2 separate regions of the Mus musculus genome follow, and region 2 is linked to region 1. A link is a loop called in an ENCODE intact Hi-C map of the cell type or tissue named here. Cell type or tissue: heart. All regions are shown on one strand.

Evidence for each region. Peaks named below come from ENCODE experiments on the same cell type or tissue, not always from the same donor. Only the 100,000 strongest peaks of a DNase experiment are listed, where the experiment ranks them.
Region 2: a loop joins it to region 1, with 2.2 times the contacts of the local background. A loop is called at or near these places in 3 of 42 quality-filtered maps.

What each region holds. Positions count from the first base shown.
Region 1 is chr1:76,939,066-76,947,065 of GRCm38, reverse strand. No RefSeq gene overlaps it. Among named protein-coding and RNA genes, the nearest start is that of Mir6343, 430 kb to the right of the region's middle. In heart, a CTCF peak has its summit at 4,200; a DNase peak (open chromatin) is centred at 4,235.
Region 2 is chr1:77,044,610-77,052,609 of GRCm38, reverse strand. It overlaps the pseudogene Gm2060. Among named protein-coding and RNA genes, the nearest start is that of Mir6352, 450 kb to the left of the region's middle. In heart, no CTCF peak of the experiment used is centred here; a DNase peak (open chromatin) is centred at 3,409; H3K27ac peaks cover 697 bases.

The DNA of each region.
Region 1 (8,000 bases):
TTAATCTGGACCGCTGAGAGCTCTTATATACTGAGCCACCAACTAAAGAGCATACATGGGCTGGAATGAGCAACACCCACCTGCACGTATGTAGCAAACATGCAGTTCAGTTGTCATGTGGGTCCTGCAACAACTGGAGGTGGGGGCTGTCCCTAAAGCTGAAGAATGACTGTGGAATCTGTGTCCCCAACAGGGCTGCTTGTCTGGCTTCAGTGGGAGAGGATGTACCTAATCCTGTAGAGACTTAAGACACCAGGGGCAGGGTTGATATCCAGGATGCGGGTATCTAGGGTAGACCTCACCCTCTTAGAGGAGAAGTGGATGGGGGATGGTGGAGGGAACTTGGTGGGGGACCAGGAGGGGAGCAGTGTTTGGCAAACAAAGAAGCAAACAAATAAGAACGACAAACAGCCATTGTGCCCAGGTGACTGGAGAAAAATGCACAATAAGTGTTCTGGACCATCTTGTATTGGAAGAAAAATTGAAGAACTGAGGGTACAATATGAATGCTGGGTTAGAAAACTAACTGTACAGCATCAACGTTACTTTTTGATAATTGTACTTGTGAGAATTGCTTATTCTTAGAAAATATCAAGATATTAAGGGTATGAGAAAATTGCATTTTCTATTTATTCCTAAATAAAGATGTTTATATATCAATACAGACAAGAGAAAGGAAGGGCAAAGATAGTAAAAAAAGATATAATTACTGTGAACAATTGCTAAATAGGGCTAATATATGCATAAAATTCCTTGTACCATTATTGTAAATGTTGTCAGTTGGAACTTATATTAAAATACGCAGGTATTTTAAAGCTCTAAAATATTCAGCATAAAGACATTATTTTAATGAAAAGGCAACTGAGAAATTATATTTCTAAGTTCCAATGTCTGTCTGCAAAGTTGTTGGATCTCTTACCTGCATTAGTAAACAATGAAACTTCAGGCAAGCTGCTTTTAGCAAACATGCTGACATTTATAAACTCAAGAATCTGTATTTGGGAGAAAATCAGGCTCATATATAATTTATTTTATGAGACTTTTTGAAGTATTGATAGTCCTTTGTATTAATCCACTTCTTTGAGCAAACAGTGACATTGTGTAACTTTTGTAAACGTCTCTGTCTTCTTAAGTCTATCTCAAATATTCCCTCTGGAAAATGAATATTGTGCAGGGAGAGTTGTATTATCCTGATGTCTGACCACAGGATGAGATCAAGAGCAGTTGGTTACTACAAAGGGTCTTGTTATTGTCTAAATCTTGAGATGAGCCAGGTCATGAGCCCTCTATATCCATTAAACTCCAGACACATCAAATTGAAGACACTGCAGTTCAAATTAGAAGCTGACACTGTTAAAGAAAAGGGATGAAATTGAGAGACAAATATCAGGGTAAAAACAATGAAAAATTTACTTTTGCATTTGACTAATGGAGACTAAAATAAAAAACTGAAATATTGGACATATTGGCAACATTCATAGTTTACAGAAATAAAAAAATAGTTTGGGGGAGGGGTTAACAGTTCTTTGATACTTCTAAGTTTAGCTAAGTGTATTTCTAGAACAATGTATTCTTTATTTTTCTCTTTCATCATATTTCTGCTTATAAATCTTCACTGAAATTACATAGAATATTAAAAGTGAAGTAACTATGTGATGTTTGCTTTTTAATAATGTTTTTCTCAGAGATCAAGTCATTTAATTTATAAGGATTTAAAAAAAAATTATGCTTTGGTTGTACTCTCCAGGACTTTCCAGAGAATCCCAAATGTGTATACACACAGACACTTATAACCATATTCACCCTGAAAAATTGGCTGCTATAATTACAGGGTGTGACAACTTCTACACACCAGAAGCTGGAGGCACAGGAGGGCAAGAAGTAAATGTTCATGTAGTGGCTGACCAATGTCTCAACACAGACAGATGTCTCTTTTCACTGCCTTTGATTTTCTTGAGGCTCTTTATGGCACAGTTAAGTCCAACACATAGATTTAGTCATCATAGTTTGTTCTCAGTCGAAAGAACATAGTACAGTTGACAACATTCTTTTGGGGCAGAGATGAGCTGTTTCCAATGGGGCTGTGGTACATTCAAATACACAAATGTGTTGGAGAATTGCTGTAGTCATAATGATATGGTTTGAAGGTGAAGTGTCCCTCCTACTCTGCCACAGCTCTTATGCATGAATGTTGTTATGCATGCAGTTGATGGTATTGTTTTGAGACTTGCAGAACCTTTGATAGGAGAAGGCTATTCTAGGAAGAGGGTCACTAAGAATGGGTCCTGAGGTTTATATTTCTTAGTTATGGTTTGAGAAAACCTCTTTCTCCATCTTGATCCTCTGAGATGTGAGGAAGCAGTTGCCCCACATTCCCTTCACTACAGAGACACCCACTGCCAAGGGTAGACTGTACTCCTTCAAACTGTAAGCCACAATAAACTTGTTCTGCCTTAAACTATTTTTTCTCACGTATTTTGTCACAGTGAAGAAAAAGACAAGCTACCATTGAGATATAAACATTATGTCGCTTTTCCAAAACTGCTGTGGCAATTGATACTCAGTGACAGTGTTAGACCACTGCTCACATCCTCATTAGCAGGAGACATTCCTGGTTTAATCTGGCAGGCAAGAGAAAGTTGAGGCAGATAAAAACCTCTTCACAAATTCAACTCCAAACTTGTCTAAAAGAAAACATCTCCCTAAAGCTGAGAGAAAGTTGCTCAAACAGCACAAACGGGAGCAGCCAAGATGCCTAAGAGAAGAGAGAAGGGAATAAATGTAGGCTTTCCATTTGTAGCAAAGTATTTCCCCCCCCCCCCCCAGGAGGATTCTTGGTGTGGGCATCAGGCCAAGAATCCAGGATCTGCTTGGGGAAAAAGGCAGGGAAGAGGCAAATGAGAGACTTCACAGTTCTGTAACACCAGAAAAACAAAAGTGAAGACGTAAAGACTCCAGCACAAACCGATATATCTATCAACACATTTTACAGGCTCTGAGGCTCTCTCGAATAAGCAGCAGGGAAGCCGATGAAAACATGTAGACCAGAATTGCCTCAGTTCCAGGCTGTTGTGTGGACTTCCGTTAGAGGGCAGGACCCTTCAAGGACTTGGATCCTTCTGAACAGCACTGGCCTCAATTCCAAGAGTCTGTTCAAAGAACAGAGAAGGACCAGAAACACATAGAGATATCATTTTGCAAAGATTGTGCCAACTATACACAATTGGAAAAAAGTGTACAGTCTACATGGTTTTTCTCCCCAGAAAAGTAAGAACTCAGTCTAAATAGGATGCTCTCGGGGTTAAAGAGATGGTTCAGGAGGTAGAGTATAAATAATAAGACCAAAGATTGAATTCCCCAAACTCATGTAAGTGCTGAGTTAGGTATGGTCAGCTGCCTGTAATTTCAGCCTTGGAAGGGAGACAATTGGAATCTCCTAGGAAAGTAGGTTATCAAGGCTTTCTATATAGGCAAACTCGGGATTTACTTGAAAGACACTGCCTCAAAGAATAAGGTTGAAGAGCCATGAAGGAAGACCTCCTATATCAGCCTAAGCCTCTGTATACGTGTGTACTCATGTACATACATACCCGTTTACACATATGTGAGCATGTGTACATACACTTGCATGAAAACAGAAAATATAATCTCCTATTGATGCCAGTAAAAATCTTTATCTGCTAACTAAAAGATCTTTGTCTTTAGATCTTTGTCTTTTTTTATTGTCTCTGCCCACCCCCCCTTTGCAGAACTCAATGATTTCATTTGATTATTGAGCACCAGTCTTCAAACTGTTAAACTTTGTACTCATCATTTTCCTTCGAGTCATTAATAGAGTGTGGATGACTTCCTCCATGCAGGTGAGATTCATCCCCGGTGCTGGCACACAGTCCACCTTCAGAGAGTTTGCTGCCCCTTTAAATCTTGCTCTCCTTCTATTTTCTCTCTGATTCCTAGAGTGCAGCTTTGCCAAGGACCCAGACAAACTAAAAAGGCTGGAGTGTTTACAAATGACCTCTTTCTCCTTGGCAGCCCTGAATTCCGATTTCTGTTTACTCAGTGTTGTGAGATTGCCAGATCTCACTTCTCTGTTCAGCTGCAGTTTACTGAGCTTCTTAACCTCTGACATTGCTCAATGAAGAATTGGCCCATGCCTAAGGTGCATTACCAGAGAATGCCAGGCTTCCTTCTCTGTGCCTCTTTATTTTAAACGACCTTGGTCTCTTAAGTCCTTGATTCCTCGTTGGCCTGAACCCCAGCTCTTGTCTGCATAGTCTCCTGGTGGTGCCAAGACTGCTGCCTTCCCTGCCCTCTGGCAGACACTTTCTCCCTGGCTTTGCAAACTCTCAATCAGACAAAAACAAACACAAGTCCCAGGAGGAAAGGAAGACAGAGAAGTTGAGTTCCTCATGAGGATGGAGCTATTTCCCAAGGACCTTAACTCTCAAATGTGGTTAACCTGTGCAACATCCCAGTGTTTTCATGGAATTATACTTGTATATGTTTTTTATGTTCAAGCTAATTCTTGGTGCTACTCTTATTCTCATATAAGCATGCTAATCATTGCCCCAAATCATATTTATGATTCACTAACCCTGAGTTGAAAGATATTGTTTCCATTTTACAAGTGAGTTAAAAGATTTAATGAAGATAGACATTTTACAGGGGTCACATGGGTAGCAAAGGGTGGGTAGCAAGTCATGAGTTCTGATTTCAGGTTCAAGCCTCTTTACCACATCATGTGACTCCAGGATCATTTGGCCAGTTGGTGAGAAATGTATAAAAGAACGGGCTACTTTGAATGAATTTTCTAGAATATACTGGCATATGTATCTACTTAAATAGATAAACATATACTTATATGTTACATTGCTAGATTAATGTTTCTTCTGGTTTGGCTCTCACACAAAAGAAAATAACCATTGGAGAAACACATTTCCAAGTGAGTTAGTCTTCATATTAATTTGAACATTAAAAAAAAAAAACCAGCCCATTTTCATGAGAGCCTAAAATTTGGAAATCTATATGTATGTGTACACATATTTTACAAATGGATTATTTCCATTTAATTTTAACAGGCTTTAATATTTGAAATAACATAAGAAGTAACATTGATCATCACTTATCAGATCATGTATATTTGGCTTGCACTAGGCTTTAAGGGGGATATTATATATATTTTTTTCATTTCATGAAGAAAGAAGACAGAGTTTAATGATACATTTTAAAATCCAACCAAGTGTACACACAATATTGTTAAATATAGATCTAAACCATAGAACTGAAGCCTGAGCTCATGTAGTTAAATATCCCATGGCACACTCCCTTCCTGTTCTCTTCTTTCTTGTTCTTTCTCCCCCTATCATCATTAATGGAGAAAGAACATGCTAATGGTTGCTGGCATGGATACAGAAAAGTGAGGGAAGCTTCCAATCTACTTGGTAAGAAAGAAAACTGACATGAGAAATAGTGCACCACAAAGTGTCCTTACGGTTTGAGTGACACAGATAAAAGACACAGGAACCCAGAGGACAGAGAAAGAGCGGTGCCCCTGTTGCTGCTGCTGACTGCATGGTAAAAGACTCTTCATGTATGAATCAAAAGGCAGAACCTAGAACTTGGTTAGCAAGGGACAGAGGGTCCAAGACACAAGGACTGCAGGGACAAGAATGTACATTGAATGTCAAGGCATCAAGAGCACCATTCCTATTTCTCCTATAAAGGTTTAGTATTGCTAGAAACTTCTATTCAGTATTACTTAAAAAAAAAAAAAACCCACAACACAGAATTATTTCTATCATGACCTTTGAATAGAATAACCAAAGAACTCCCTACAATCCCAGTAATGTTCACCTCTCTGGTTTTCATTATTGCTTGTCTAGTGATTTGTTTAAGTCTTCAATAATTCTAATAAATGCCACTTTCCTTCAAATTGAGAAGGCCTTGACATATTCTCAGCAATATCTGCAAAGATAGTTTATACATCCCACCTGCTCATCTGCAGTTTTTGATAGAGTAAATTTTGGTTTAGCTACAGAGAGAAAAAGAAGTCCAAAGAGACCCTTACTGTGCACACAGAGGCTGAATTGCTTCTGACAATGGGCATCTTAGGTACAGCCTCTGTGGCCATCAGCCCGGAGCCCAGCAGCCCACCAGCTCTTGGTCAGTAACTGCAGATTCATTTGCTTTTGTTTCTACTTCTGACCCAAGACCACTGCGGAAAGCCAAACACACTCCCAAATCCAACCACTTGAGATTCTGTTTCTCTGGAAAGGGCTCATCTAACTTCCAGTGTAGATAGTCCCCATTCAGAATTGAATCATGTTTTTTCTCTTTAGGGTTGGTGATCTGAGTGTTATTGTGGCAAAGCACCAAAGTTATAAAGAGGAAAGGTTATTTGGGGTCTTGGTTTTAATGGTCTCAGTCTGTGATAGTTAGGATGAGAATAGCCCCCCAAAGCTCATGTATTTGAATGCTTGGTTAATGGATGCTTAGGAAAGATTAGAAGGAGTGACCTTAGTCGTGCCTGGTGGCACACGCCTTTAATCCCAGCACTTGGGAGGCAGAGGCAGGCGGATTTCTGAATTGGAGGCCAGCCTGGTCTACAAAGTGAGTTCCAGGATAGCCAGGGCTACACAGAGAAACCCTGACTCAAAAAACCAAAAAAAAAAAAAAAAAAAGAAGGAATGACCTTATTGAAGGAAGTTTGTCTACGGGAGTGGGCTTTGAGATTTCAAAAGCCCATGTCATCTCTGTCTCTGCCTTTTGGTCTCTGTCTCTCTGTCTCTGTGTCTGTCTCATCCTTGTGGGTCTGATTTAAAAAGTGGTCCACTACTGTTCCAGTATCATGCCTTCTTGCCTGCTGTCATGCCCTGCCATAGTGGTCAGGGACTCTAACCCTCTGAAACTGCAAGCTTCCAAATTAAATGCTTTCTTTTGTAAGTTACCTTGGTCATGAAGTTCTGCTAGAACATAGAAAATAGAAGAGTAGCTGAGACACAGTCCATGTAACTTGTGTTGTACTGGGCCTGTGGGAGAATAGTACAGCACAAAGAGAATATGTTCACCTCATGACAGAGCAGTTGGCTGATGTCTGGGGTCTCAATATCCTCTTCAGGAACACATAGCCAAGGGCCTAACTGCCTTCAACTAGGCTCCACCTCTTAAAGTCCCATCCTTTCCAATTTCTGCTACAGGCCAAGAGACTAAGCTTTCAGCACACAAGTCCTAAGGGGACAACCAAGATCTAAATAATATGATTTTTAAAAATTGTCACTATATACTTGTTTGCTTCCTGCTAGTCTTAACCTGTCTATTAAACACAAGGGTAGTGGCTTACTCTCTAGCTGCATAACTGCCTGAGTAAATGAGCTACTAGCTCTCCTTAGATATCTCTCTATCCAGGCTAGTGAAGGTCAAACAAAAACATAGATTCTGGTCACTGTTTTCTGTCCTAGGAAGTGTAACTAGAAAGCTTATAACCCACAAGAGTAAGATATCAAACATATAAAAAGCTGGAAGTGGTGAAATGAATAAAATATTACAAGGTAAGTATAAATGGTGTTTACTAAAAATAAGTATTCTTCACACAGGAGATAGTAGTCTTAGGCAGATGGGGATAATCTCTCTAAGGTAAACTGCAAGCTGAGTCTTGAGGTAATGGAGAGCTAGACCATAGGAGAACTGTCCTGTACTCTGGAGCCAACATACACAGTATCCTTCAGCCACCAGGAGATGAAGAATAGAGAAAATGCAGTATACATATGAAGTAAGACACCATTATACTTTGACAATAATGAAATTCTGCAGCAAATAGATGGGGTGGGAGAATATAAACTCTAAAAGATCTCACTTTGCTATGGAAGTTGAAACATTTGATACGGTAAAGGAATGGTGATTATTCGAGCGTGGAAAGGGAAGAGAGGCACTAGGAGGGAAGAAGAGAAACCAAATAACACAAGTCTACAGGAGGACTAAGCTCTAGCGTCTTCAGCTTAAGC
Region 2 (8,000 bases), 110 kb before region 1:
TCTTCCAGTTCTTCCTCATCTCTCTACCTACCCAACTTCATCATGTTCTCTGTCTCTCTCTGTCTCTCTCTCTCTCATAAAAGTAGACAGAAAATGACCAAGACAAAACAAAATTATTTCTTTCTCTATCCCTAATACACACACACACACACACACACACACACACACACACACACACACACACACAGAGAGAGAGAGAGAGAGAGAGAGAGAGAGAGAGAGACAGACACACACATACTCCATGGAGTCTGCTTTGTGTTAGTCAATTACTCCTGGTCATTGGGCCTGCCCTAGCGTATGTTTGTTATACCCTTTGATACTCCATTGGAGAACACTGTTTTCTCTTTCCCAGTAGGGATCAATTGCAGTAGCTTCTTGGTTAGGGGTGGGACTTTGTGTCTACTTCTCCTGCTTCAGTGCTGGAATTTTATCTGGTTTAAACCTGTGCAGGTCTAGAGCATCCTGTCACAATCGCTGAGCAAACAAATTGACGGTTTTTCTTTAAACCCTGTACTTCCAATCCAATCTGAGTTTGCAAAATTATACTGATTAAGTAAAAGAGTGAAAGATAGCTTGCTTCTGATTCTGAATCACAAGTTACACAATTGTTACAGGCACGTGTCCCTTTTCTCTCTTAGTTCAAAACTAGTGTTGGAACCAAAGAATGGTAATGTTTCCAAGGGCCAAGAAAGAACTAAGGATTGAAACAGTCAATCATTCTAAATGGAGACTGAAAACAAAATCTTCAAAGGCAAACGTATCAAACAAAAGGGGGTAAGGAAGAAAGACAAAGATTTACATTTTAAAAGATTAAAGTTGTAATCATTTTTGATTGATTAGTTATTGTATTCATCCTTTAATAATAAATAAGAATTAATGGCTCTTGACTATGTAAGAAGTTTGCAAATTCCAGCAACCCTAATGTATCAAATTTTTCTATCCCTGTGTATTCGTAGATTAAGAATCAGTTACAAAGGAAAGCTGCTTTATTCCTTTGCTTTCAGGGAAGCATGGTACCCCAGGGAGTCCATTACAACCTGAAGCCTAAAGTTGACCCAGAGTCATATGCTGTTCCAACATCTTGGAGCCATACCATTCTGAGAGAAAATTCCTCTGCTGGAAAAGGAACCTGCTTTGTCTCCTTTGAGCAGGCCGTGAAGGCAACACTTCATCTCGAAAGAATGTGGAAGAAATGTGTACGCTCAGTGTTTGCACAGCCTAGAGTTTCACAAGGACGTGTAGGTCATAGCTATATTGATATTGTTTTTCTCAGAGTAATACGGGCAGCAAAGTCCACTGGAAAAAAAAAATTCTGTAATAACTGGTTTTGGTTGGACATTACTTCACAGTCCTGTATAACAAAACTACTTTCATTCTAGATGAGAAAATTTTTTATTTATTCAGAATTGCAGAGTGCTACCTAGGGACAGCCCCAGGCAGTCCATGAAGTTGAAGCATTTTGCCTTCAGTATTTTTGACCTTCAGGGCTCCTCTCCAATCTCCTCTATTCCACATCTTCTTTCCTATCCTATTTTTAAACCAAAGGGGAATCTTGAGGACTCTCCTCAAAGTCCTGTACACAATTGACTCCGAAGAAGCTCTTCAACATGTCGTTTGCACCCATGTCTGGAATTGATTAATTATATTTTATCCCTAGCTTTTATTTATTTATTTATTTATTTATTTATTTATTTATTTTTACCTTTAACTTTATCTGCATTTATTTTATGCTGAATTTATCCCCCATGCCATGAGCTTTTGTTTCTTCAGTTTCTTCTGGGATATCTTTTTCTTCTGTGCAACCTCCTCTTCTGGCTTTGTTCCTTCTCAGTGAGGATCATCTCACTGTGGCAGAGGGAGCTCATGTATGGGTTAATCCAGCCATGAGCTCTTGTAGGGTCGTCGGCGCATCTTAGGTGCCTTGTTCACCTGGATGTGTTCAATGACTAGAGAATCTACATCTAAATCATTAAGGTCAGCATTACTCTCTGCATTTTTAAGCATGTGCAGCAAAAACTCAGCACTCTCTTTTGGCCACCGACCCTGTGTCCAGCCCCACTGTTTGGCCTGGGCGCACCTACCGACTCCATTATACCGCCCGAATGGCACACATTGCTTCTTTAAAGTGACCTCCTTCAGATACTTGGTGGCTTTGCAGATATGCATACCCTTGATGGCCTGGGCAGTTTCTCTGGTGTTCTTAAAGTGAACACAAAGGTTTGAACCTCTTGATTTGCATGATTTTGTGGGGTTTTCTGGGTCAAGAGAGTAGCGAACCATCTTGGCAGGTGACCTCTGGCCGCTTACAGGAAGAGTTGTTGTTTTTTTTTTTGTTTTGTTTTGTTTTTTGTTTTTTCAAATGTTTTTTTTTTTGTTGTTGTTGTTGTTTCTCTTTTGTTTATGGCAGTACTAGAAACCAAATTCAAGCTCTGCTGAATGCTAGCCAAGTGCTGTATCACTAATCTGGATTTTTTGGTGTGTTCATTTTCTTAAGTTTAATCCTTCCTAAATATAATAGCCAATAGTTACAGAAAATGCTTCAAGCTATTCTGAACAGAGTGCTTGATAGCTCATGAAAGTCATGCTTTTTCACACTAGCTTAAACTACTAGAGAAAAGAATTATTCTCATTTGGTAGTAGCTCAAGAAATAGCCATGATATTTATCCAGCTCCTGCAATATAGACATCTCTTATTCATTGGTGACAAACTTTTTTTTTTTTTTTAGGTGAGCAAGAACAGAGACTCCCAAGTTCTTAGACTGTAGGTTTATTGCACTTTTATTGCCTTATAATCTATGAATCAGGGACAGTAAATAAATATGTTTGCATCTACCGGTCACTCTCCTGGCTTAAGGTCCTTGTCCACTTCAATCCATGATAACCTTCAGAGAAGGCATAGGAACGTGTGATAGTAACTGAGGGCCTATACTCCTTCTTCCAAGGTTCTTGCTAGAATCATCTGCCAGGACCTGGTTGCCTCTTTTAGAAGACACTCACTATATTTTATTAGAACTGGGAGCTGTGGAGATGGTTGGAACCACTTGCACTTTTCTCATCTAGAACGTGCACCTAATGATAAAACTGACACCCAGAGAATCAGACCCTAGGGACAGAGAGAACACATGTCCACAGAGATCGTGTTGTCTTTGGCTAGGGTTGGTCAGGCTGGAATGACTCACACCTCTGGGCTTTTTTTATAATGGTCTAATCTTATATTAGTGTGAGTTGGGATTTTATCATTTCTGACCGCAGATATACTACTTAGCCAGGGATGTCATCATGGAACCTGTCCATGAAGATACCGAATGAGATGCCAACTGGGAACGCAGAACAGCCACAGTTGCTGCGACCCCAAGGTGACATTGATGGTCCCCTTTGTTGTCTGTGTCTCCTATGACAGATGATGGCATTGTTACAGACACGTGTCCTCTCGCACCCCATCACCAGCTTTCCACTGATAGGTGACTTCTGACTGACAGTAGGAATGGATTCTTAGAGTGGACAGGAAAGTGGAATGTGACACCAAGCTATTTTTTTCCTCTCAGTTATTTCACAGTGCTTGTTGGAGCTGGTTCCTGTTTGCCAAGTGTCATTCAAAAGTCACCCAATTGTTGGTCCATCCTTGCTCAGTTGTTGATGAGAGTGCCATGTGGGCTAGAATCAAAGCCTTGCTGAAATGTGTCTATTTTACATCTGTTCCTGGCTGGGATCTTAATGACATGCACGGCATAATGAGATGTGTGTCTGGTTTGTGTAATGAGATTCTTGATTTGAGTGTCTAATGAAGCCTATAGCCTAATGAAATATATAGCATAATGAGATGCATAGCTTGAATGTATGGCATACATCTGAAGGTCCTTTTAAAAAATATCAGTAAACATGAAGAAGTCCTATCCATCTGGATAAGGTCCATCTACATCACTTGCAATTTCTTAATGCTGTGTCATCTTTGCAATGGATATTTCTCATGTTAGAAACTAAGAGTCAAATGATTGTCCCTTACTATAATGGGTAGTTTGAAGACCTAGCATAGACATTTTTGGCCCTTGAGAAAAAGATGTACCTGTTATCTATCCCCCATCTAATATCCTATTTATTAATATGGTCAGCAATATCAATGTGTTGTCTACGAAAATTTCTAAAGATATGTGCCCTGTAACAGTGAGCATTTATTATCATTCAGATGCTGCTAACCATTGTATGTCACATGGGAAGTCTTTCTCATTTGTCCAGAGCAAGCCCATGTGTATGATGATTCCAAGTCTCCAAATCGGTTGACATTGATGATATTTCCTTCTATCTTTGAAAATCATCTGCCCACAGATGACCTATCTAAAGAAAAATGTTGCTGAAGCAGTTGGATTACCTTCATCTGCCTTCTATCCTCTGGCATGCAGCTTGTGCATTTATCTAAAGGCAGAGTCAGAAGCTCATGAGGACAAGTCACGCTGAGGCAAAGGGCCAGAACACAAGAGGGACAAGTTTTTACACTTATCCTACCTACAGACTGGAAACACCCTCCTCCTATCTCTATACCACCCAGGAAATCCAAGAAAAGAAACGATATTAATGAAAAACCACTTTGCCTGTAAATATAGGTATTTGCTCAAAGGGTAATAATACAAATGACTGAGCATCCTGAAGCTTATACGAAATGCTACATTAAACTCCCGTATCCTATGAGTTGAAAGAGTATTCACCGAGAATGAGCTAGATAAAACAGAACCTTCCTAGGAATACAAAAACAAAACTATTAATGGGTTATCCCTATTTTTCTTTTAACTTTTGGGCCATATTGAATAGGAGACAAGGTAGGGAACCCATCTCAGATTTGCAGTAAAATGTCTTAGAGATTTTTGCTCCTTTCTTTTAAGTGCATTACAGATTGCAATGTGTTCTGCCAAGAACTACTGGTGATTGACCCCAGGCATGAGGTATACATTACATGAACCTGCCCTAAAATTTCTCAAAGCCGAGGGAGAGTTTTAGCAGTGTATATCTCATCTGCAGCAGCCTCCTGGATGAAACCCAGGACACTCTTTGAAAATTTATAGAGACTAGTGTATCCTGCAGTTTAACAGGCCGTCTGAGTTTCTTTCTTTCTTTCTTCTTCTTTTTTTTTTTTTAACATACCCTCGCCAAGGTTTTATCTCCCTCCCATCTCCCAGATTGAATATCCATTATCTCTCAAGCTGCCATTACCCTCAGATGCCTCAGATTTATTTGTCTAGGTATTTTATAGAATAAAGGCTTGATAGGGTCTTCTTTAAATACACATCCTAACCACATTTCAGGAGCCAGCAGTTGGTCCCATCACCCCCTACCCTAAGGCAATGCTTCTCTACTGCACGGGGATCATAAATTTCACCCCCACATGCATTTTACAATTATGGAAAGAAATGAATCAAACAAAATACCCAAAAGTTCAGATTTTTTTTTCAATTTATTTTCCAGCTGTGCTTTCCTATCCATGGGGTGGTTCGATTTAGTGAATGCTCGGGTGAGCCCTTGCAAAGAGGTTTGGTAAAAGTTTATGAGTAGATTGATTAAGTGATTCATTATTTACCTCAGAGTGGGGCACCATTCTGACTCCCCTAATTAGTCCATCTATGCTTTGACTTCAGCAGCTCAGTACTTTAAGAAAGAAATCTTCTATATATACCATGGCGTGTTTAGGCATATTTGTTCTTAAGCCGATCAAATCTAGATTTCTTTCAACTACTTAGATAATGTATTCCATGGTAGTCTAGTAGATCTAATAAAATACTAGACGTGTCTTCTATATAACATGACTATATAGAATGTTATCAAATAGGAGTGATTCTATTTTTTTCATAAAAGACTGTTTCAAGTCTAAAGTGCTCAGGAAAATTTGCCTTTCGGGGTAATAAATTGATAAACATATATAATTGCTACCCAATCTCTACTCTTTGTTCCATGTGTTTTTCTGTGTGAGAACTAGTCCCCCTAGATAGAGAGGATTCTATCTTACCAAAGAGAGGATGTATCCATATTCCATGCAGTGAACACGTGACTTTAATGGGGTTGCAAACAGGAGCATGTGTGACGTAAGAACATATACACCATTGAGAAGTCATACATTCAGCATCTGTGACCCACAGGAAGCTGCACCCCAACCCCAGTGGTGGCATGGATGGCTCACATAAAACCGCACTCCTGAGGAGACCCCTAGGCACCACATAGGCATGCATGCATACCTCCAAAGAGGTCACTTGTGTGTATATCACATGATTCAAGGATGAGAGGTGCTTTGAGAGGATCTTGTGGACACTGGGGGCCTCTTTCCTCCTTCCATAAGGAATGTGAATGGAAGTGATCATCAGGGAGTGATCACAGCTGCTCTGACTAAAGACATCATTGGTCATGTCCAGCCCAGAAAAGACAGCTCTATTACAGAATTGTTTTGTGGTGATGTTTAGGGCCAGTCCATGACCGTTGAAGGGACATGTGCACAGGCCAGTTGGCAGAGCTGTCGAGAGACTGGGCATAAAAATGATGGATGGAGAAGGTAGGGCCCCTAGGAAAGGACCAGAGTCGACAAGTGTAGGAAAGTCTGTGGACTTCATCAATGGGAATATGTGTTAGGTTAGAATTTTCAGAACTGAACCTTCTTCATTTGCAGCAGTCACCTGGAAATACTGGTAGCAATAGAAATTTTTGGCTCCCACCATTCTCATCTAATCAATATCGCTCAAGGAGGATCCAGAAATATACATCTTATCAATCTCAGACATTCAAAGTCTGTGAGATAGTAGCCTGAACATATCTGGTCCAGCCTCTACATAGTGATCCGTGTGCTTATAGGTTCTGGCAGCTGATGAGTGATTACTTACGCAAGGGAATAGTTGAATAAAATATTAGTACCGAGAACAGACCATGCACCCTGTTAGTGACCCTATCCATGTTAAGAATACACAGATGCAAGACAGCAAATCAATTAAGTCAGCCATCAACAGAAAAAAGCTTGATACCAAGCCAAATGCAATTAAAATGGTGCTTGATATTGGTGACTTTATCCCATGTTTAGGTCATGTAGATGGAGGAACATACAGTTGGGGCAGAAGCAAATCTTGACTTTCTTCTATTCCAAAATTAGGTCCAATTTCTATCCTCAAAGATGCCCCATGTGTCCTTCTCCTAAACACTGTGCTAGGTCTCCTAAAACATGTATTATTATGTACTAAGAACTTGAAGTAAATATTTATTTTAAATGTAAATATGTTTTCTATTTGTTAACACTGTGTGTGTTTGTTTGTTTGTGTGTACAAAGTAATAGTTCTTCATTTCGTTCCTTTACCGATGCTCCAGTTTTGATTGTGTTACTGTTCTCTGTGACTCTGGTAGTTTTGGTTTCCAATATCTATAAGGGTGTGCCATACTGAACCAGGTATTTATCTAATCTGGGCACTGTCCATAGAACCCATGTGCCAACAATCCAAGATCACAGCTGGTTTATGGCTATTACATTACACAGGTCAACTCCATGACTTTACATGAAGAAACTCAGGCATGGGGAGATTAAAGCCACTTCCACAATTTCACTCTGTTTTACATTGTTGTTGTTATTATTATTATTATTATTATTATTATTATTATTATTATTATGCCAAACCTACTCTATCAACTCAATTGCTATACATATACATTCTATGGGAATCGTCAGTAGCTGTTGTTTAAAAAGTGTTTTTTTTTTTTTAAAATATAAAAAAATAATAAGAAGAAAAAAATACAAACCCTTGACGTAGCCCACCCAACATAGTTGCAGAAATATGGTAAACACTGCATTTCATCATGGCCATATCTAAGAAAGTCAGATTGCCAATAAAATTTTGGGCACGATAAAATTAATTCTATGGCTTACGTGCAAGCCATGTTATTTCCACACAGAACATGCTCCCTTCAGTCAGTCAGCCAGGAAGAAAATGATAGAGTTTCTAAAGTCAGGCAAAGACCAAGTTGTGATTTAAGGTAAAGCTCAC